Regions from separate parts of the Homo sapiens genome. Here region 1 is linked to region 2. The links are chromatin loops, found by intact Hi-C in ENCODE. Cell type or tissue: HCT116. All regions are shown on one strand. Each heading gives the region's core, and the rest is flanking DNA. Links, peaks and the distances in the headings are about the cores only. Region 1 overlaps GASK1B-AS1 (GASK1B antisense RNA 1). Region 2 overlaps RXFP1 (relaxin family peptide receptor 1).

Region 1 (12,071 bases), core at 1,543-9,542, 430 kb after region 2:
CCACTATCATCAAAGTTGTCTGAGGAAGACCTCCTGTTGCTGTGACTGACGGGACTCTTGGTGGAAGCCCTATTCCCATGTGCCCATGGCTGCAGCTCCCCAAGGAAGCAGGACATTGTTGGATTCTCTAAGAAGCTCAGAGGAAGTTACTTCTCACTGTGGTGCCATATGGGATTTGAAGTCGTTCTACTCATGCTCTGTTTTTCAATAAAGCTGCTTCTGCCTCTGTCTTCTGTGCCGTGTCTCCTGTAAGGAATTCCCAAAACTTAAAGCAAACAAAACCAAAACCCAAAGCAAAAAATATATAAGTAAATAAATATACCAAACAAATCAACTAATTAAAAAAAAAGGAAGAAGAAATGAAGTCAACATTCTTTGAGATCCAGCTCTGATTCTACCTTACACAATGATCAAACCACAACACTTAACTTCAGCCCACAGGTCACCACATGGCCGTTCCTACCTTGCTTGTTGGCACAGCCATGTGATTTTCTTAAACAATGTTCCCCAGTCAGTGGATTCACAGGGTGAGAGTTGGCATAATACCTTTGGTGAAAATACAGAGGAGAAAGGTAATTGAAGGTGCTGGTGAGAGTATCATTGATGAGATTCTTCAAGGGCCCTAAGAGGGCTGGAGAAATAAGTAAGAAAAAAAAAGGTACTGATGGAAAAGGCTTCTAAAGAAAGACTTCTCAATGATCTATAATAACACTAACCATAACTACTAATAATTATTGAGCCTTTATTTGGGAAGGCACTGCAAAGAGAGCCTTATCTGCATCATCTTGTTCAATTCTTAGAACAGCTTGGTGAGTTACATACTATTATTTTCTCCATTTTATGAATGAGGATTCTGAGTCTCAAAGAGTAACTTGCTCAGATCCATGTGGCTAATAAGTGGTAGTGCTAGTTCTTAAACCAAATTTTCTCTGATTTCAGTGCTTGTGTTATTAGTTCTTAATATGCTTTCCAAAATATTGTGAGATATGCACCTTATTCTGAAACTTTAATGAGATCTGAAATACACATGCAAATAAGTATCTATAGAAGGTGAAAACTGTAATGTGTCTTTTTACATGCACTTTCAAAAATTATCTAAGCCTGCTTCATCCACTACCCCTTCTCTCTCTCTCTCTCTCTTTTTGTTTCTAACTCCTGAGTCCTCTCATTTTGACTCTCTTCCCATTATTCTTCTACTTTTCAGGTGGATGACCCATTTTCAAACTTATCCTGATTTTTACCTTTAGGATTTTACCTGGATATTATTCAATTTCATGAACCAAAATCACCAGTAAGATACAGCTTAACAGTTGTCAAATATTAATGATTGTAAGAAAAAATCAGATATGCTTGAAAAAATTATCAAGCATAAGCTATGAATTGATATGGGAAGTTTACTAGTGAAAACATAAGAAAAATTTGACCCACATGAGGGTTAAAGATTTAACACAGGTAACACATCCAACATGAGGATAAAATATAGTTTTATTAGTTTTGTCATAGTTGATTTGTTCTTTCTCTACACCTGCTGGTAAGAAGAAAAAACATTAACTTTGATTTAAAGCTTAGTTTGATCTGTTAATTTAGGCAGAAGCTTTATCAATAGTCTGCCTTGGCAAAAAGTAAAACACAAACAACGCTTAGTTTATTACACAGCCCTCCAACCCCCCGAGTTATCTCCCTCAGGTAGTGTCCTTGTGTCTGAGGGAAGGGGTGGGGCTTTCAGGGCATTATGAACATAGATGAATCAGAGTCCTAAGATGTTAGATGCTATGTCTCATAAATCCTCTAGTTTCCAGGACAACGACCCATCTAATTTCTGCCTTGTCGGCTGGCATTTGTGGCTAAAGTGTAACTCTTGCCTTTTGCTCTTCTTACTGCATAGAAACTGTCAAAATCACCAGTGGCAGCCAGTTTGCTAAGTCTAATGGTTAATTCTCTGTCGTTATTTGTGTCACTCTTCAGCAGCATCTGTCACAATTGATTTTTCCCTTCTCTTTCAGGTTTTGCATTCACATGGCTGCTAGAACACCACATTACCTTGGTTATTCTCCTTTACTCTCAAAGCTTCTTCATCAGTTTCCTTGGATGGCTCTTCCTTTTATTCCTAACCTCTTAATTTTGGAGTTCCCAGATCACTCTTCTGAAATCCAGTCCCATATATCTAATACCTTACTCAGTATCTCCACTTGGACGTCTGAGAGACAACTCAAACTTACCCCAAACCTGCCCTAGACATATCTTCCCTTTATCAGTTGCAATACTACAGTTTCTTAGACCAAAAATCTTGGGGTCTTCAGGCTCTGCTAGTCCATAGCTTTGTCTCTTTCCTCATAGGGGAGAAACATAGATCAGGATTTTTTTTCTCCTAAGGTCTTGCCTCTGTGATTCACAACCCTTTCTCTTAATTGACAATTACTGTATTACAGTGCATAATCATTTTACATGTGCAAAGTTGTTTTGAAACCTAGAGACCTAGGTAAATTTGGGGTAAAACCATATATGGAATTTGAAATTTATAATCTGAAATAATCTTTTTCATCAAAATCAGATAAATGCATAAATTTTCTCTTGCAGGCTTGAGTAATAATTTCAACTGGCCGCATTTCCTTGACCTCCTTTTGATCCTCCATGGGGTCTCAAATTCAACAATTCAACATGTTTAAAATACCATCTTTCCTACAAGAGGCACTTATAGCTACATTTGTCCTTCTTCTGGAAATAGAACCTCTATTCTTCTTAGAATTGTTTCTCTCCCTGGTCTAATTTTACAGCTTCCATGAGCATTGCCATTTTCTTGCATGAGCCCACCACCCTGGCTCCCATTTGATTGGTTCAGGAATGTCAACCTGGCCCAAGCTAAGCCAATCATAGTATTTTAAGACTCTAGTTACAACTGTTTGATCCATTATGTAACACAAGATGGGTCAGTTACAATCCTTCCTTAGAATATTTGAAATTGGAAGCACAGAAAATAAAAGGCAGTTCCCTTCGGAGATAAAACCTATCAGAAGTAAAACTTGGGAGCTGTTTGTAGTCACATTTCCGACTATACGAATGAAAACAGTCTGCAGTGAGAAAGAATAAAACTGACATCCAGAGACAGGTACAGATGAAAGGTAGAAAACTAGATTCTGGTGACATTCTGGTGGCTAGATCTAGTTTTTCCTGGGGCTCAGTAGGCTATCTTTTCAACAGGTATTAATGAAGAATCTTGTACTTTATATTATGGATACCCTTGCTAACTATACTAAGAAGGAAAAAAAGTATTCATTTTCTTATATAATTGGGAAGGACATCAAAGTAGCTAATATAATCAAATAGCTGCAGTAACCAGGCCTCTATTTATGCTTCTGGCACTTCAGGACTGCTAGTTTTCTGTTTTTATATATCTCCCATTTCTGCTTATTTTAGCTTTTGAATTAGTCTCAACTGGACTTCATGCAGTTATGCTTTTTCTAGGGCACTGAGGAAGATGGCTGCAAGCTGCTCCAGTGTCTTTTCATCCTTCCTAAAGGATGACCCCGAAGACAAAGGCTGTAGGGGAAAAGTCTAATGAAGGCTCCTGATTGGTGTAGTTTAGGTCTCATGACCACCTTTGAACCAATCACTCTGGCTAGACCCAGCTCATATGCTACTTCTGTGTCTGTGGATAAGTCAGAGTCAGACACAGCTTTACAGAAAACATGAGAAGTGAAGGGTACAGTTACTATAAAGGATATTGTAATACATTCTGAGAAGACAGCACTATAGCTACCAGAGTCCACTATACCATTGTTTGTTGGTTTAATTCTTTCTTGGATTCGGTGCAGCAATAAAAGTCATTTTTTGCCTAAGGCAGATGAGTTTCCTCTCATTTGCAATCAAGAGTCCTGATGAACACACATTTTCCCATCTCTCTTTTTCTTCTTAGATTCCTATCTCCCTGAATGACACTGCTTACTGAATCATTCTAGTTAAAAATGTGGGAATCCTCCTCAAGTTTTCTCTTTCACTCTCCATAGTCAAAAATGTGGGAATTATTCTTAATTTCTGCCTATTCCTTCTATATTCAATAGATATCCATATCCAGATATCCTGCTATGTCAGTTCTAACTCTAAAATAGCTCTATAAACAGACTCACTATTCCATTCCTATTGTCACAGCCATTGTTCACACTCTCATCATCTTTTGCATGATGTGCCTCCTTAATTAGTTCACTTACTTTCGGTCTTGCTTATTTGCATTCTATCTTCCACACTACTTTAAAAGTAAATCATCATGTCATTTCCCTGAATGGTATTTTCTCTTGGCACCCATTGCCTTTAGAATAAACTTAAAAAATTTCTTGGTGATGTGTACAGGACCCTTTCTGAATTTTTGCTAAGCATGCTTAACTTCTCTTGGTGTTTAGGTCTCAGCATCAGTTCTCACCTATGTATCCCACCTATGTATGTCACTGCTGTGTCATCTTCATTCTATTCTTTTCAGTCAGTGCTGTTCTGACCCTAAACTCTACTCTTATCATTAGGTGTCCTTTATTTGCTCTTGGGACTCCTTGATATCCTGAATCCTTCTGCCTTTGGTACTTACCAGGTTCCCAAATCTTATATTATACATAAATCACTTATGGAGCTTTTCCTTTACCTGCCCTGGACACACTGCATTGGAAACATTTTAAAAATTTCCTCCTGGATCAGGTGTTTTGTAGGAGCAGTCATTTAGCAAACACTTGAGTGTTTCTGCTACTGCCTGATATTGAAGTTCTCAAATGCTTCTTTCCTCACTGATTGGAGCAATAAAAGTCATTTTTGCACCTTTACCTACTTCTGAGACTTCTTCTGATTGGCTGACCTGACTTTAAAATCTCTTCAGATTCCATCATAGTCATGTCTGCTCCCCACCCTCATGACATTAACGCAGAATCGGCTATTCCAACCATTTCGCTCTCCTATAGTTATGCAGCCCCTCCATTATTCCATCTCTTTGAATTTATTCTGTCTATATTTCCTTTATCATACATAATTAAAACTCTAGTTCAAGCGCCTAACTTATTTTTCCCAGCTACTTTGGCTATGTCTCCAACCATAAATTCTCCTTCTCACTTGAGAGCCCTGACATACCATTTCTAGATATTAACTAGGGCTTTAAAATTATTGCAGTGGCTGCAGTCATTGGCACACTACAGCGGAGGGCAGATAGTGTGCATCTCTTCCAACGTCCATTTTTAATAACATCATGGTGGTTGTATAAAATCAGCTATGGTGTGAATATTTACACCACCCAAATCAGCAAATACTCAGCAAATGCTAGATTTCTTTTCCCTTGGAGGGCTGGTTGTTACGCATTTACCAGCATATCACTAGCTTCAGTGGATGACCAAGCTGTGGGACCCCTGGTGCCAGCCTAGAGTACCTGATATAACCACTGCAGGTAAGAAGTATACACCATGGACTAATACCAGCTGAAAGCAAAAGTTGACTGAGCCTGGACAAGTGGGTTGTTAGTAGTCTCTAGACCTTAAAAAGTGTAAAACTAAGCTCCTAGTTCTGCTCCAAATCTGTTCTACTCCTGTACTGATTCATCTCAATTAGTGGCAACAACATTCACTGGGAACTTGCACAAATCATGTAAGCAATCTGTGCATCAAGTTTGGGCACTCTAGTAGCATGTATCTCATAGGCTGTTTTGAGGATTAAATGAGTTGTGATTGGTAAAGTGCTTAGAATTATGTCTGGCACAATCATGATTTCCTGAAACACTATGTAAGTTTTTAAATAATTGCTCAGACCCAAACCCTTAGTCAGCTTTGCCTCCATCATTTCTCTCATACCCCATATCCAATCTGTCAGGAAATCCTTTCCCTCAATTTTCAAAATATATACGTGGATCTGACCACATCTTGGTACTTCTACTGTGACAACTTGGATCGAGCCTCCATCATGTCAATCTGAATTATTGTGCTGGATTTCCTACTTTCACTCTTGCTCCCTCTGCTGTTTATTTCTACCATAACAACCAGAGTGATCCCTTTTCATTATTTTTAGACCATGTCCACTTCTCAGCTGAAAACCCTCTAATGCAGGGGCTTCCAATCTTTGGGCTTCTCTGGACCACAGTGGAAGAAGAAGAATTGTTTTGGATCACATATAAAATATACTAACACTAAAATAGCTGATGCGCTAAAAAAAATTGCAGAAACATCTCATAATGTTTTAAGAAAGTCTACGAATTTGTGTGGTTCTGTGCTGAAATCTGTCCTGGGCTGCATGTGGCCTGGGCCACAGGTTGGACAAGCTTGCTCTAGTGGTTTCCCATTTTTCTAAAAGTAATAGCCAAAGTCCTTCCAAAGGCTTACAAGGCTTTGGCCCAGCTCTGAGCTTTCCTCTGAGATCATCTTTTATAATAGTGTCTCACTCAGATCTAGTCCTCCTCAAATTCTACCATGGAGTGAGTGAGGGGAGTATTGTAGGACCGTCAAAACAAGAATGAGTGATAAAGCAAGAATGGGCACAGTGAGGGCAAGGGGTGCAGGGTGGGGTGTATGGTTCAAGTGGTACAGATCAAAAACTAAGAGTCCACGTAGGAGCAGTTCAAGAATTTTGTCCAAAACAAAACAAGTGAAAACAAGATCTGTACCCAGCCCCTTGGAAATAGGCCTAGTATGAAGAAGGCAAGAAAACAGCTCCAAGTGCCCGGCATAGATCTTGCCAGCCTTGGATACCCTTGAGTCCTAAAATTAGGCCAAATGTGGTCTGGCTTTGTTGTAGCGGTATTTGGTGCTAGGAAGCCTGTACATGTTTTGACACAAAAAATATTTCTAAACCTGGTGGTATGAGGAACCAACTCCTGTAATAACACTGACTTGATTTTCTCCTAGAAAAGTGATGAGATGGCTCCTATAACTATAACTGAAATTTCCTTGGGAAAAGCTGGGATGTGGCTAACACGAAGGCAAGCAAAAAAAAAAAAAAAAAAAAAAAAAAAAAACAACTGTGGCAGCCAGGACAACTGGGAGAATCAGCTGTGATCTAGCTCATGGATAATCTTCCTTTTATTCAGAGACCAAGAATACATAGACCAAGAGCAGATATACTGATTGCTATCTTTTAAAATACAGTCTTGATAGGGCCATATTGTAAACCAAGCAAGCAGATAATAAAAAAACGAAACAAAACCAGAAAGAAGCCTTTTGTCTGCCCACTTTAAAACATTGTACTGGGAAAAATCTACTGCAATGAAATCTACTGGGTAGGATCCCAACTGTTGTCTTACAGCCCAGCCTCATCATCTGCCTCGTCCCTTTTTCTGATACTGATCTCAGTTTATTAATCCTTTTCCAGTCTGTACACGTACCTTTCCAGTTTTGTTTCTGGCATATTAGCTCATTGTTACCTGCTTGTTTCTGGGATTCAATACTGCTTTTATGATTACTTGGCTGTAGCTCTTCTATTCATTACATCTGCTTTGCTTGGGTCCGTATGCTTTAGGTCCCTGTGGGTATAGTTGGCCCTAGTATTATAACCTTCCCCGATCCCAACTCCCCTGGCCCCTTTGTCATCTGTATTTGCCTTATCCTGGCTTCTCCTAGACCATGTCCTTGGGTTAATCCAGGCTACCCTCAGAGATATACAGGCTACTCTATGCAGACATCTCATGACATGATAGAAAATTTCATCATAGCACATCCAGCCACCAAATAAAATATTCCAGCATGCTGACAAGGTTAAAGGTTGGTCTAATTAAATTTGTCCTAGCTGAGAATTTAGGACTTGGTCCTAGACCCTTCTGTAACTAGACCCTCCTGTGAATCGTTTCCATAAAGTCCTGATGAATGTGACAAAAATTTGGTGATGAATCCTTTATACTTATATGTAATTGATGCTGTTGGTTTACTACAGAGTTGCCCATGTAGCCAATATACACTTCCCCCAGCTGCTGAAAGTGCAGAAGTTGAGGCCTAGGCCAGCAACTTTCTCCAAAGGTTCTCCCTTGGCTGACCGAGCTATCTCATCCAGAGATGCTTGGGAAGTTACTCCCTCCCCCTACCCCCACTCTACCTGGATTAGACTTCAAATCCAGTTTTTTATATAGGGTGGAGTTGAGGGAAATGAGCCTTCTTCCCACATAATCACCATATGGGACTCTCTGGGAAAGGCTACTAGTCTGTGACTTTGTGCTGTATGAGTGGTGCCAATTAAAATTATTCTTCCTCCCACCTTTAAATAAAATCTACCTTGTGACTTCACATTTTTAGTCAATTCAAGCATTAAAACCTTTCTCTTACACTGATTAGGGCATTATTTCCAGATGAGAGCTCTGATACATCTTTTTGGACAAGCTGTCAAATCCTTGCATCATCAAGTATGCTTTACCCCAGTAATGACTTGCATCTTTTACAGGAAATAGATCTTCAGACTTATAAAATACAGGTACGAGAGAGAGTGTTAGTTCCTTTCATCAAATTGCATTGATGTGAGGCTTGAGAAAGAGGCACTGGATTCTGTTTCCATGACAACCGCTTCACTGCTCAAGGGGAAAACAGGACAGTGATTGAAATCTGTGTTAATGGCAGCTCTAAAAATAATCAGCAATGTATTGAAATCAAATGAAAGACCCAGGAAGCAATTAATAAAAATTGTAACCATGGAGAGTGAGATTATTACAGTTATAATATTCTTTAAGAATTACAGAAATGGCTGGTGACAAAAATAGTTTTGGGGAGAATCAATTATTATTTTGTTTCAGGTGGCTGTCGATATATTCATTATATGCCAGCCATAGGTTAGGACCTGAAGATACAGAGGTGAATCAACAATGTCTCTATCTTCCAGGACCTCATGGTTTTATCTTCTAGGATCTACAGTTTTATAAAAAGAGAATCCACCATGATTATAATGGACATTTTGTTTGCATACCCAACATCTAACCATTTCCCACTGTGTAGCAGCCAGGCAATTCCATAGCCAAGTCCAGGGACAATTCAAAATCATTTAGTATAGTTATTGGTTCTTCAGTGAGCATGCAACCAAGGCATAAACCTATATGACACCCTTTTATTAAGAGTGGCTTCTGCACAAAGCTCAGAAATGTTGAGTGGCTGTGGGATGCTTATAATCTTTTTTACTTAAACATAAAAGAGGGAGCAGTAAGGTCTGCTGCTTCAGGCAGCTACCTTGTGATTAGGGGGAAAATCAGCCTGAGGATGAAACCAGCCCTTGGACAAGGGCAATGCCAAGAGAATCACAGAGAAACACAGCCAGACCTTACTGAACTGCATGAACCTACTCTATCTACCTCCATATGTTCTAGAGATCACAACCCACCAAATTTCTTTTTGTGGAAGCTTGAGTTGCGTTTTCGTGTTTTTCTCACCTGAAAATAAAAAAAAGCATACAGCTAATAACAAATGTCAATGTCATGAAATAAGTGTAATATTGCAAATAAGCAGAGGTAACTATTGGATGTACAGAGAGAGAATAAATCAGAGGGAGAAAGAGGAGGTAACAATGAACTCAATCTCGGAGAAAGGAGAGCAGAGAAGATCATGAAGCATCTTATATTGTGAAGGCAGAAAATTCAGCTTTGTTGTCAGCATAGTTCCTGACTGTCCAACTGTCTAGGATTGCCGGTCAATGGCAAAATGGGCCTATTTTAACCCAAGCTGTATGCAGAGGTGGATGTATCATGAACCTAAAGAAGCTTAAGCTCATGTGCTTGTTACTTATACTTCCCCTTTGGGGAGGAAGTAGCAGCCATGGCTGCACATTAGCAAATGGGCTGCCCCAACTTAAAGGTTATACTCTTAGACCTGGTGGTGTTTTTCCATTGTGGATGGAATTTTTGAAATTGTGATGTTTATGGTATATATCAACTTTTAAAATGTTGTAACTTGGTTTTATGTATTTTCTAAGTAAATATTCTCTTTAGTATCTAAATTTGTATTCTTTTAATTAAATAAGGTGCTCCAAACTGTATGATTGTCAGACCCACAAAACCTACATCTGTCACCTGTTTTATGAGTCGAATATTCTGAGTCTTCTTCAGATAAGTCGGTTTTAACTAAAGCTTATTTCTCTCCAGCATCTTCCTGCAATCTGTAAGACGTATGAACATGGTGAAGTATCTGCCTATTTCTCTATTTTCTAAAATTTCAGACATAGCAGGCATGTTGTCTGAGAGAGCGGGCTATCAGCACTATTTCTACGTTCTCCTGGCCTCCAGGAACAACCATTGGTGAACCCAGTCAAGTATCTGGGCCTTATCTTTTTTTTTTTTTTTTGAGATGGAGTCTCGCTCTGTAGCCAAGGCTGGAGTTCAGTGGCATGATTTTGGTTCACTGCAATCACTGCCTCCCAGGTTCAAGCAATTCTCCTGCCTCAGCCTCCTGAGTAGCTGGGACTACAGGTGAGTGCAACCACACCCGGGTAATTTTTGTATTTTTAGTAGAGACGGGGTTTCACCATGTTGGTCAGGCTGGTCTGGAACTCCTGACCTCAGGTGATCCACCTGCCTCGGCCTCCCAAAGTGCTGGGATTATAGGCATGAGCCACCGCACCTGGCCTCTGGACCTTATCTTTAACCCCAATGAGAAGAACTTGAACTACTCCTTGTTCTCATCTCTGACTTGGGGACCTAAGAATTAGGCTTCATAGCTGTTTAACATCACAAATCCCAAACTTGAAGGAGTGAAGAAAATAAGTGAAATCTGGACAGGTTAGACCAGGTGCTGCAGAAGTTTGTGTGTGTGTGTGTGTGTGTGTGTGTGTGTGTGTGTGTGATGTTGGGGCAGGCATACTCGGCTGTATCAAAGGGTTGGGATTCTCTGAGGGCTTGTTCCCAGACAAAAAACCATGAGAGCAAGAAACTGGAGATATTTAGAAGGAGCAAAATTCAATAACTAGATATGAAAAGGAAAAACATTTTCTAAATTTAAATAAATTGCAGTAAATAATATTAAAGACTAGGTTATTTTTCTATCCTCCCTAGAGAAAGCATTGAAAAAATCATTGCTACATAAAGAACTTCTCAAAGCATATCAAGCCAAAAAATGTAGAATAAATATTATAAAGCTGTATCAGGCAGTTAATGATGATACTAACAGTAGTAATTTATTAAATTTTTAAAATTGTGATGTTTATGGTATTTATCAATTTTTAAAATGTTGTAACTTGTTTTTATGTATTTTCTAAGTAAATATTCTCTTTAGTATCTAAATTTGTATTCTTTTAGTTAAATAGGGTCCTCCAAACTGTATGATTGTCAGACCCACAAAACCTACATCTGTCACCTGTTTTATGAGTCGAATATTCTGAGTCTTCTTCAGATGAGTTGGTTTTAACTAAAGCTTATTTCTCTCCAGCATCTTCCTGCAATCTATAAGAAGTATGAACATGGTGAAGTATCTGCCTATTTTTCTATTTTCTAAAATTTCAGACATAGCAGGCATGTTGTCTGAATCCTAAATGCAATGGGCAATGATTTAACCAACTGTTTTGTTATTACATGTACCAGTTTCCTGGAAGTACCACAAACTGGGTGGCTAAAAACAACAGAAATTTATTCTGTCACAGTTCTAGAGGTTAAAAGTCTGAAATCAAGGTATCAGCGGGGTATGCTCCTGGTGAAGACTCCAGGGAAGAATACTTCCTTGCCTTTCCCTAGCTTCTGGCGGCTCTCACAATCCTTGGCTTCCTTGGTTTGTAGCTGCATCACTCCAGTCTCTGCCTCCATCTTCACATGGCCTTCTTCTTTGTGTCTCTGTGTGCCCCCTCCTCTTCTTATAAGGACACCAGTCATTTGATTTAGGACCCACTGTAATTCAGTATGACCTCAACTTAATTACATTTGCAAAGGCCCCATTTCCAATTAAGGTCATATTTTGAGGTTTCAGGTGGATATGAATTTTTGGAAGGCACTATTCAAACTACTCCATTACATAACAGGCACATTGTACCCCCAGATGGGGATGGAGTGATTTGCATTGTTCCTATGCCATCTTGTTTCAGCAAGTTCCACATTTTAAAGTCTGTAATTGACAAGATTTCAGTTCTAAGTATAAATACTCCTAGACTTACCTCTTTGATAAATC
Region 2 (12,071 bases), core at 2,836-10,835:
TTAATTGGAGTCAAGGTCCATTTCTGAATGAACTCAGGAAACACCTTGTAAACTAGAGTAGTTGACTTTAAAAGCTCAAATTAAGTCACCCACGTGGCAAAGATTTTCTGTCACTAGAGCTACTTAAAGTCCTCTGTGACAAGTGAATCCTCTTTGTCCTCATTAACTCTGTTGGTGTGATGGAGCCTGGAGGGGCACAGAGTGTAGTTCAACCCTCTCTCAAAAGGACACTTTAGATATAGACTCATCCAATGAAAGCCATCGACTCTTAGAAAACATGCTATTTTTGTCCTGGTGAATCTGATTTTTCAGGTAAGTGTTTAATATGGGATTAGGTGCATTAAAGTCCACCTAATAATTAGCAAGACAAATTATTGGCCTTGGTCACCCTCTGCAGTTTGTATTATTCTTTCCTTTACTTCTGAACCTGGATTAGCATTGGTTATGCACTAAGCCCTTTGAGTTCATGTTCACTGTTGGTTATTGATATATAAAATCTGCACCTGACTGCCACCATGAAGGCTAGGATTTGAAGGAACTGTCCCTTGATATTCAGGTATGATTTCAAGTGGATGAAACAAGAAAAAGTATATAGTTAGTATTCCTTGACTAACTTGTATTCTAATGTCTAGATAATACTTTGGATCATCCAGCTGCATCTCCCCCTACTATTTAGACTACTTTCCTATGTGCTGATGATATGGTTCAATTATCACGTGCCAGGAGTTGCTACAACAGATGGTTGGGTCTATTTGTTTTTGAGATTTTCCTGCACATTTTGTGAATGATTGGTACTGACCACCAAAAGTGTTTCAGGCTACAGATAAAATGTTGGGTTTTTAATGGCTCATTCCCTGATGTTTTGGGGCAGAATGCAGGATTGTTACCTGAGAAACGTTCCTGCTCCTGGTACATGTATTCCCTCTACCTAGCATAAGGAAAAACACATTGTAACTTCTTGAGTGCCCAAGTAAGGTGTCCTGGTGTTATTTTCATAACATTCTAATTGTATTCTTTAATTTTTATGGAAAAGTTTTAATAAATCAGTGTTCTGTCTAGCTAATTGTCAAAACAAGTAGCTCTGTCCACATTCAGATTCTTTCCAGAAGATGGATACTACTTGGGCACAGTGGCTCAAGTCTGTAATACCAAAAGTATGGGAAGCTGAGGCGGGAGGATTGCTTAAGGCCAGGAGTTCTAGGCCAGCCCCAGCAACACAGAGACCCTGTCTCTACAAAAAATAAAAAAAAATTGGCTGGGCATGGTGGTGTGCTATAGTCGTAGCTACACAGGAGGCTGAGGTGGGAGGATCACTTGAGTCCAAGGAGTTCGAGGTTACGGTGAGCTATGATTGTACCATTGCACTTCAGCTTGGGCAACAGAGTGACACCCTGGTACTAGAAAAAAAGCAAACAAAAAATGAAAAGAAAAAAATTGACACTAAAATATAAAAAAATGGTCTGAAGGATAAGCACTTCATCCATTGTTCTACATCTATTTTATTCTGAAAATCAACTACAATGTACTTAGACCACGGGCTTTGGTTCATCATAGAATTGTTATAGTGCCCTTTAGAATTATGTCATTGGCATTAAAAAGGGGCATTATAAAAATAATTTATCTCTTCCATTATTATAGGTAGGAATATTATCCACAGTAGTGTCTAATTTCCTTATGGATACAAGATTATCCTTTGGTTTCAAATCAGCAAAGTGGTATCTTCTAATCTTATGGTCCCTGAATCCTAATCCTTTAGGAAACATAATAACAAATTTACTAGCCTGGCCAGCATGGTGAAACCCCATCTTTACTACAAATACAAAAATTAGCTGGGCATGGTGGGATGCACCTGTAATCCCAGCTACTCAGGAGGCTGAGGCAGGATATTTGCTTGAACCTGGGAGGCGGAGGTTGCAGTGAGCCGAGGTCATGCCACTGCACTCCAGCCTGGGAGACAGAGTGAGACCCTGTCTCAAAACAAACAAAACAAAAAACAAAAACAAAACAAAAAACCCCCCATAAATTTACCGTCCTTCTTTAGGAGTAGAACAGAGTGGTGTAGAATGTATTTTATTTATTAATTTTATACTGGCTTTATTATTTCTTTACAGCTGTGTTTCCTTTAACCCACTTTCCTCAAATATTTATATTTTTATTTTCCATATTTTTTGTATGCCATCTGAATTCCTTTGTGGCTTGAGGTGTATATATGTAAATAATGCTTAGAAAGAGGAGATAAGTAATATTTCTTAAATGTATAAACACATGTAAGTACAAGTGTGAAAAAACAGTAGAAAGAAAATTCTTATCAGTATATGTTCAGTCATACTTACAATTCATCCAGTTTCTGGAGAGGTGCAAAAGTATTTTCATTTAAGTGATTAATTTTGTTTTTCCTCATCACTCTGAAAGTAAAAAGAAAAATACATTGTAACTTCTTTAGGTAACCGACAAGAATTACTAAAGAGAGGAACGGTATGCAGAAACAAAGATAATGAATATACAGTACATTTTTCACATAAAGACATTTTGAAGTAGTATAAATTATCCAATTTAATTTTAATCCTAAATTTCTCAAATGTTTTGATGATGATAATAATAGAAATTCAAAATTTTAAGTGAAATAGGGAGGAAGAGCTTTGCACGAGAAATGGTGAAAACCCCAACTTTTGAGAATACAGACTGCATATCTTGCAACCAAGAGCATAGGAGCTGTTTTAGACTTGTCTTTTCAGTCTGCATAGCATGACTGTCTAACAAAATAGCCCACCCACCACAGCACTCCTACTCATTTGTTACTTGATGTGATTTCGGGCGGATCTGCCTAAGGAAGTCCACTCTTAGCTGAACCCCTTTAGAAGAATCTCTAATTTGGGATGCTGAATCAGTCTGTTTAACTCTTGACATTTCTGCACTGATCTCATGTGTTACCAGCTAGCCTAGAGGACCAACTCAGAACTAAGTTTTAAAGGGCTTTTAATTTTTTAAACATTGTATGACATGTCTTCAAATTGTCCTTTCCCATTTATTTCCTCACTGCACTCCAAACCATTACCACCATTTCCCAATATTCTTGGACCTTAAAAGCACAACACCTGCCAAGAGGAAATCCACAAATAATCTCTTAATACAGAGGTTTCCTTAAAAAATAAATACAAGTACAATAGAAAAGAAATTCTAAGTTTTTCAGATATCTATTTGTTCTGTGTCCTTCAGGTGCAATTTGGTTTCCTTTGGGCAATTACTATACACTATTTTGCATTATTTATATCAAGCACCCTGTACCTGAAGATTGCTGAACTCAGGAGGAGTTCAAACTGGAACTCATTGGAACCCATTGGAATGGGGGGAATTGGAGAAAACATATGGTAATATCAGTGGGAGCTATTGTATCGCCTATATACAGGGGTCCTGTGTAGTCTAGGATAATGGTTTTCAAATCATTCCTGTGGTAACACACAGTAAAAAATGTGTTTTATATTGGATCATAAAACACACACACACACACACACACACACACACACACACACACACACACCCTAAGGCTCATGAAACAATACATTTATTATCTGCATTGCAGTCTGATATAATCTATTCAATTAAATTCTGTTTCCCTTAAAAATGCTGACAAGGGTATAATAAATTGTGCTATATATTACTTTCATCACCTACTTATTAGTTGCAATCCATAGTTTGAAAAACATTCTGGTAAAATAAGCTGTGAATAGGAGAGTTGGATTTTTTTTTACTGAAGGAAGACCTAACATCCTTTACTTTTAACAGAAAATACCATGTGAATTTAAAATAGGCCAGAGATGCATAAGAAGGAATTACACTCATTAACACTTCAAGGTTTATCTTGATGTCCATAATTACATCCTCAAGGTTGTGAACATTCAGCAGTATTTTGTTTTTCATTTTGATTGTAACTATTTTTTCACAATTGTAAAGAAAAACTTAATTTATACCATAATAATTTGCAAAGGATAAACATTCTTATAGGCTAAGACTTCAATTTAGTGTTTCTCAAACTGAGATCCAACAACAGACTCTTGATGTTCTTTGGGATTTTTTTTCCATAAAATGGGTGTTTTTAAATTTTATTTGTAAGAAAAGATAATATTACTTCAAAAGCATAGCATATTACTTACAAAACAGTTAAATTACTGCAGGAAATAAAAGTCAAATTTCTTAAATTATGGATATGGTTGCCTTCAAGGTCCCTGGAACATAAAAATAAAACGATACAGCTAAATCTTAATCATGGAGAGAAATAAATTGGTTAAAATTATTTGCCTTCTAATAAAATATCTTTTCTTTACATACTGTTTATTTCATATAGACTCTCACTTGTAGCCATTTCTATTACAGCTGAAATTATATATATAAATATCTATATTATACACTTTTTTCTATGTTAAAGGTAAAAATGTTTTGCGTCCCATCTGTATCATGAGTGCATACGGGCATGTATATGAGAAATTGAAAAGAACAAGAAGTCAAATTGAAAACATTTGTTATGATAAACACCTAATTTATTAACCGATATTTCATAATGAACCATATGAAACATTTGTCCAAAGTTACCGATGGCATTTCCCTAAGTGGTGTGATTTTATTTTGCTACAGTCTGCATCAGATTCTATTATTGTTGCAAAAGCTGCTGCTGCCAAAACAATATTTAGCTCCTACCTTTCCAGCCTAATCACTCCCCAGAAAAAATCCTCAATAATCTTTTACTATTGGGAATACCCTTATTTGCTTTTTATATTGTCTCAAAGGCCAGCGCAGACAGAGAGCAAACAGCAGACTGCCTTAGGTTCTGCATCTCCAATTCAGAGAGCTGCATATATCTCTATCTCTACATCTATCTATCTATCTATCTATCTATCTATCTATCTATCTATCTATCTATCTATCTATCTATCTATATAGATATCTAAATATAATCCTCCTGGGGCTCCCTTGCTGTGTGATGCCTATGTCACCATAAACCTCCTTATGGTCTAAGCATAAAAATGTATCAAAATTTTTATGTTTTACTGTCTCTTCGTGGTTATCTTGAAGTTACTCTTTTATTGTTCCTCTTCTTTCATAAGTGAGTATATGGTGGAACTTTATAGAGCAGAGGAAGAGAGCTGAGGTTTAGGGATAGACTTTCAAAAGTAAATGCCGGCCCTTAAATCTATTCAGCCTCTTCTAACACTCAGCTTACTGGTCACCATGTAACATAAAGCTGTTCAGGAATAATTGTCACTAAAACATGTGAGCAGAAGTGTGATACAGCTATTAAAATCTGAAAGGAAACATGGAAAGTATTAATAGAAGTGCCTATACTCCACTGCCAACATGTGAGTCAGTTTTATTTTAGGTGCTGCATTAAAAATAGATGCTGACAAATCAAATATATCTGTAAAATCTGGAAGACCAGGATGTACGGTATCTAGAAATCAAGGCAATTGAAGAATATGGGGTGTTATTTATAACAAACAAAAACAAAATGAGAGATATATTTGAAGTCAGGCTATAGAATATATCAGGGGTTTTCTATGTTGCATTGGGTTGCAAAATTAGATTGACTGATCGAGGGACATAAAAAGTTTCAAATTTAAACCCAACTTAAACCTATCTAGCAATCTATGATATCCAGAGAAGTTGTTTCTTTTTACTACAGGTATTTAGCACAGACAATGTATCATATCTCTATAGTTTTGTAGACAGGATTTTTGTACTACATGGGATATTGTATTAGAATCTTAAATGTGGATTCTAGATCACCCTTCCAAATTTCTGTTATTCTATTAAGTTGGAAGCTAATCACTTATAGTGCTACTTTTTTTGGTCTTAGTTTTGGCCAAGGCTTTTGGTCTCTCATAATGTATGTTATCTGTGACAGGGACTGGCCATTTCCTTCTATTTGGTTGCTAATCATTACCCTGAATCTACCACCAGGTGGTGATGCTCTCTTAAGTCTCACAAAATGCGCTTAATGAGGTGAGTTGATGTTCCTATTTAGTTACTTACGTAACTGTTTTCTATTAGGCTGGCAAAAATATTTGTTAGTACTAATTTACTAATTTGTGAAAATCAAAAAGAGGCACATATTGGGGCACAAATTAGGACATTTGATTAAATTGGTAGTTTAATTTTGAATTTATTTTAACCTTGGGTTGTTTATTTACTGTTTTTCCCCCCTCCTGTGTTAATAATAAAAACATTTGGGGTCACATTTGTATGATGTGTTTCTATGGGCCTGTATATGAGCATACATATGAATATGTATATTTTCTTCCTAAAGTTAGGGGTTTTAGTCCTTGATAAGCAGGGATCTGGTTTGCAGCATACCTCTTAGCTGAAGCAAAAACAACAACAAAATCAAAATAACAACAAAAAATCTGTTTCTTGCTCCCTAGCTGCAAGCTTTAATGGAGTTAACGAAGGTTTTTTTATTTTTATTTCTATTTTTTACTGTGTTTAAACCACCACCCTTCCTATCTAATGAGCCTCTGAGACTAACCATTTTATTTTTCCCTTTATACCTGGTAGAATTGGATAAAAATGAAAACTTTGGTGGTTCTTCAATCTGAATAACAACAATAACAAAAGACAAAGACTATAATCTTGTCTATTCTCCCTCAACTTGTCCCTTAGTGGCATTCAAAACATGAAAATCTTACTCTCTATCTGCTTCCTCCTCTACCTTTTACATTTCTGGCTCCTATTTCACAGAGAAAACTGAGGTGATGAAGAAGGGAAAAGCCCTTGACTTGCTGCCTGACATCTGTAAACTTACCTGTATATGCACCTGGTCTCTTTCTAGTCTCAGAGGAAGAGATGACCCTTCTCCTGTTTTAGGCTAATCCCTCCATCTGTTTTCTTGAGTTTGGTTTGTGTATGTTTATGTCCTAAAATATATGGTCAATTTTGGTGAATGTTCTTTGGGCATTCTTTGCTTTCAAGTTCATATCTATTAGGATTAGGTGCACGTACATATAACAGAGACCCATCTATAATAGCATAAATACGCAGAGTTGTTGGGGTTTTTTCCCCCCAGGAAAAAAAAATCTAGAGTTGGGCAGTTCAGGGCTGATATGGTTGTTTTACAAAGTTGTTAGAAACCCAGGATCTTTCATATTCACTGATCACATGCCCTTGTCTTCATGGTACAAGATGTTGCTAAAGCTCAAGCCATCATATTCAGTTTTTTGTTTTCTGGATAAAGAAGGAAAAGAAAGGACTTGCATCTTTCTCTTTAAGGAGATTTTCCTGAAGTTCTACACTGTAATACTTCGACCTCCCTAGTCAGAACTTAAGACATATCCTATATGTGAATGCAGAGAAGTGTGGGAATGTAGTATTTTAGCTAGTTATGTTGCTGTCCCAAAGAAAGCAGTTCTGTTATTGAGAAGGGGCACTGAAGTTTGATATACACTGATTAGCATTAACTTACTAATTATGTTATTTATTTATTTTGGTTCTACTTGATCTTTTATGGAGTGAGAAGTAGTGGATTATCTTTTTTTTTTTTTTTTTTTTTTTTGAGATGGAGTTTCACTCTTGTTGCCCAGGCTGGAGTGCAATGGCACAATCTCGGCTCACTGCAACTTCTGCTTCCTGGATTCAAGTGATTCTCCTGCCTCAGCCTCCTGATTTGCTGGGATTACAGGCACCATGCTTGGCTAATTTTTTTTTTTTTTTTTGTATTTAGTAGAGACAGGGTTTCACCGTGTTAGTCAGGCTAGTCTCAAACTCCTGACCTCAGGTGATCCACCCGCCTGGGCCTCCCAAAGTACTGGGATTACAGGCATGCACCACCGCACCTGACCCAGTGGTGGATTATTTCTTACTGCTTATGTATGTCTACATTTTCTTTTGTTTTGGTTGCTATATTAATTTCTTTGGTGTGTATAGACTTATAATGTGATATCTTTTATTGGACATTGGCAGTTATAGCATTAAAATGTCATTGTGTTGTTTAATGCACATTGGCCAGAATTCCACCTACTTAGATAAAATATATGATGCCTGCTTTCTTTTGTTTGCAATTACATGACATACTTTTAAAAACTGTGTATACTTAAGGTATATAGCCTGTTTCGATATACAGTACATAGTAAACTGATTACTACAACCAAGCAAATTAACATACCCATCACCTTACATAGTTAATTTCTTTTATGGTAAGAGTGCCTGAACTCTACCCTTTTAGCAAATTTCCACTATACAATACAGTGTTATTAAACTATAGACATGCCATACATTAGATCTGTATGCTTATTCATCTCATAACTGTAATTTTGTACCCTTGAACCTACATCTCCTCATTCCCCCTGCCATGACCCATAGCCACGATTCTACTCTGTTTCTATGTGTTCAACTTAAAAAGAAATTCCACGTATAAATGAGATTACGCAGTATTTTTCTTTCTGTCTCTGGCTTATTTCACTCAGCATAATGTCCCCTAAGTTCACACATATTGTCAAAATGGCAGGATCTCTGTTTTAAGGCTGACTAGTATTCCATTGTATATATCTACCACATTTTCTTTATCCATTCAACTGTCATTGGACACTAAGGTTGACTAATATCTTGGCTATTGTGACTAATGCTGCAATGAACATTGGAGTGAAGATATCTCTTTGACATACTAATGGAATTTCCTTTGGATATATACCCAGAAGTGGGACTGCTGGATCATATGGTAGTTCTATTTTTAATTTTTTTTTTTATTTGAGATGGAGTCTTGCTCTGTCGCCCAGGCTGGAGTGCAGGGGTGTGATCTTGGCTCACTGCAACCTCCGCCTCCCGGGTTCAAGTGACTCTCCTGCCTCAGCTTCTTGTGTAGCTGGGATTACAGGTGCCTGCCACCATGCCCGGCTAATTTTCGTATTTTTAGTAGAGATGGGGTTTCATCATGTTGGCCAGGCTGGCCTCGAACTCCTGACCTCAAGTGATCCACCCACCTCTGCCACCCACAGTGTTGGGATTACAGGCGTAAGCCACCGCACCTGGTCCTATTTTTAATTTTTAGAGGAAGCTCCATATGTTTTCCATAATAGCTGTACTAATTTACATTCTCATCCACAGTGCACAAGAATTCCTTTCTAGCCACAACCTTGTCAACACTCGTCATCTCTTGTCTTTTTGATAATAGAGATTCTAACAGGTGTGAGGTGATACCTCATTGTGGTTTTGATTTGCATTTCTCTGATGATTAGTAATGTTGAACATTTTTGCATATGCCTGTTGGCCATTTTTAAGTATTTTTTGAGAAATATCTTCCCAGGTCTTCTTTCCCAGTCTTTTTCCTTTTAATAGGTGAGTTTAGCCTACTTATATTTATTGATATGATTAATATAGTTGGCCTTAGTCTGTTTTTTAAAAATATTATTACACGATTCCATAGGTTTAAAAAACTTTCACCTCAGGTTTTTTTTGTGTCTAATATTTATCTTAACCTAATGGTGTTTTAAAAAATTTATTTCTTATGATATTTACAAAGCTTTGTATATTCTATTGGCAATCTTTGTAACTTTACTCAATGCACTATACCTTCTTTCTTTTGATGATACTAAGAAATGATAAAATTTGTGTACATTGTCTTCCTCTCTGCTCCTCTGCCTCTCTTTACCATACAATATTGGTTAATTACATGCTTTTTATTAGTGTTCACCTTGGGAATACCACTGTCTATCTAATCTATGGATTTGTCCGTTGTTGTTGTTTTTTCCAGAGACAAGTCTCCCTCTGTTGCCCAGGCTGGAGTGTAGTGGCACAATCATAGCTCATTTAAGCCTTGATCTCTCAGGCTCACGCTATCCTCCCACTTCAGCCTCCTGAGTAGCTGGGACTGCCTACAGGTGCATGCTACCATGCTCAGGTAATTTTTATTTTTTATTTTTTTTTTGAGACAGAGTCTCACTGTCGCCCAGGCGGGAGTGCAATGGTGTGATCTCAGCTCACTGCAACTTCCACCTCCAGGATTCAAGTGATTCTCCTGCCTCAGCCTCCCGAGTAGCTGGGATTACAAGTGCCCACCACCACGCCCAGCTAAACGCTCAGCTAATTTTTTAAAAAAAATTTTAATAGAGACAGAGTCTCACTATGTTGCCCAGGCTGGTCTCAAACTCCTGAGCTCAAGGGATCCTCCTGCCTCGGCCTCCCAAAGTGTTGGGATTATAGGTGTGAGCCACCATGCCCGGCCAAAGATTCATCAGCTTTAAATGACATCCTTTGACTTTTAGCTATTTCTCTTTACAGTTCTATTGTTTTCACTTTATGTATTTTGAAACTGTTTACTCATTTAAGATTATCACATATTTTTGCTTAATTGATCTTTTTATTATTATATGATATCGCTCTTTATCCCTGGTGATAGTCCTTGTTCTGAAATCTTTTTCGCCAATATTACCATAGTCCTTCTGGCTTTTAAAAAAAAGTTGTTTTTCTTGTCTTTGTTTTACAGTGTATAATGTTTCTGTTTTCTCTGATTGCCTTAAGATACTTTTCTTTATCTTTGGTTTTCAGCAGTTTGACTATAATTTATCTAGTTTTTCTTGACTTCTGCATGGATTTTTCTGAGGTTCTTAGATTTCTGGTTTGTTGCATTATATTAATGTAACAAAATTCTTGGCTATTATTTCTCCAGCTTGTCTTCTGTCCTGTTCTTCCTCTATTCTTTTTCTGTGACTCCATTTACACATTTGTTAGACAATTGTATTATCCTGCAGCTTTTGGATTCTGTTTTGCCTTTATTTTTGTCTCTTTTTCTTTCGTTTCAATTTGAAAGCTTTCTATGACATATCTTCAAGGTTGTTGATTCTTTCCTTAGCTGTGTTCATTCTGCTGCTAAGGCTGTTGAAATAATTTTTTGTTTCTCTTTTGTAGTTTCCATCTTTTTGCTGACATTTTCTTTATGTTCGTGCATATTATCCATCTTTCCACTATATTACTTAACTTATTAATCATAAGCATTTTAATGTCTCTGTTTGGAAGTTGTAAAATCTGAGTTATTGCTGGTTCTGGTTCTGTTGATTGCTTTATAATTTGACATGAACTTCTTTTTCCTTATGCTTTTGGGGATGGGGCTGTCTCAGCTTTGCTGTTCCCCCTTCTCCAGAAGCCAAACTCTCATAAGAGCATTTCCTGCCGTGATACAAATGGGCACTACCCACTGCTTTGATCAGTGCAAGATCCTGGGCTGGAGTGGTTTTTTTTTTTGTTGGTACCCTGGGGCAGAATGCTCTAGTTTCTATTCCTCCTATGGAAGTAATGGACCTTTGCCTGGTCCCTGGGTGCAGGAGGATTTTCTGTCCCACTCCCAAAGGCTTGATGCTTTTGTTCCCTGAGACGGGTGAGTTTAGAGAAGAAGGTGGAGTTTTGTGTTGTGCTACCAATGAGGGCTCTGTCTGGTTTCCTTACCTACTCCTAGTTTTTCTTGTGGTTGGTGGAGATCAGTGAAAAAGAGCCTGTTAAAGATAGCTAAATCCCCTTGCATATGGGGTTCCCAGTTCTTTTAAAGCACTATAGTAGCCCACACTTAAGCTTACAAGTTTATTAAAGTTTTAGTTTTCTTTGTACCTGCTTTCACGCCAGCCAACTCTTCATCCTGTGCTCTGCCAAAGGTGAAATAGTATGTATGTCCCACATCTTCTTGTTGCTTGTTAGAATTCCATTTATTTGGCTACCTTATGACTGTAGCCTACTGATGGGCTCCACAAAATTATGACTTTGTAGATTACAAAGCTCTTTCTTATAGGTAGAGAGGAAGTACTGCTGTCTTGTGGCTTTCTATATCTTAATCAGTATTATAGGAATGGAAATGTAATATATGTAGTCTTCTGTGACTTTTTCTTGAGTAATTCATATGTGCTTGAAATTGAGTCATGTTGATTGAAGTATTGATAATTCATTCATTTTCACTGCTGTGTGTATGCGTGTGTGTGTGTGTGTGTGATCACATTTTACTTTTCCATTCTTTTCCATGTCTTCTAGTACTTTGCACTATTATGTATTCCCATCGTCTTCTATATTTTCAAGCTTTTCATATTGACTTCTTTGGCTAATAAATA

What was found. Peaks named below come from ENCODE experiments on the same cell type or tissue, not always from the same donor. Only the 100,000 strongest peaks of a DNase experiment are listed, where the experiment ranks them.
Region 1: a loop joins it to region 2, with 2.2 times the contacts of the local background. A loop is called at or near these places in 8 of 110 quality-filtered maps.

What each region holds. Positions count from the first base shown.
Region 1 is chr4:158,187,263-158,199,333 of GRCh38, reverse strand. It overlaps GASK1B-AS1 (GASK1B antisense RNA 1), which reads right to left. Exons shown (of 5, transcript NR_147410.1): 3 at 464-546; 4 at 1-246. Among named protein-coding and RNA genes, the nearest start is that of TMEM144, 17 kb to the left of the region's middle. In HCT116, for the core only: a CTCF peak has its summit at 5,974 (motif pointing left); a DNase peak (open chromatin) is centred at 5,953.
Region 2 is chr4:158,618,972-158,631,042 of GRCh38, reverse strand. It overlaps RXFP1 (relaxin family peptide receptor 1), which reads right to left. Exons shown (of 18, transcript NM_021634.4): 10 at 4,152-4,223; 11 at 2,334-2,405. Among named protein-coding and RNA genes, the nearest start is that of C4orf46, 47 kb to the left of the region's middle. RefSeq lists a silencer at 1-106. In HCT116, for the core only: a CTCF peak has its summit at 5,945 (motif pointing right); a DNase peak (open chromatin) is centred at 5,962.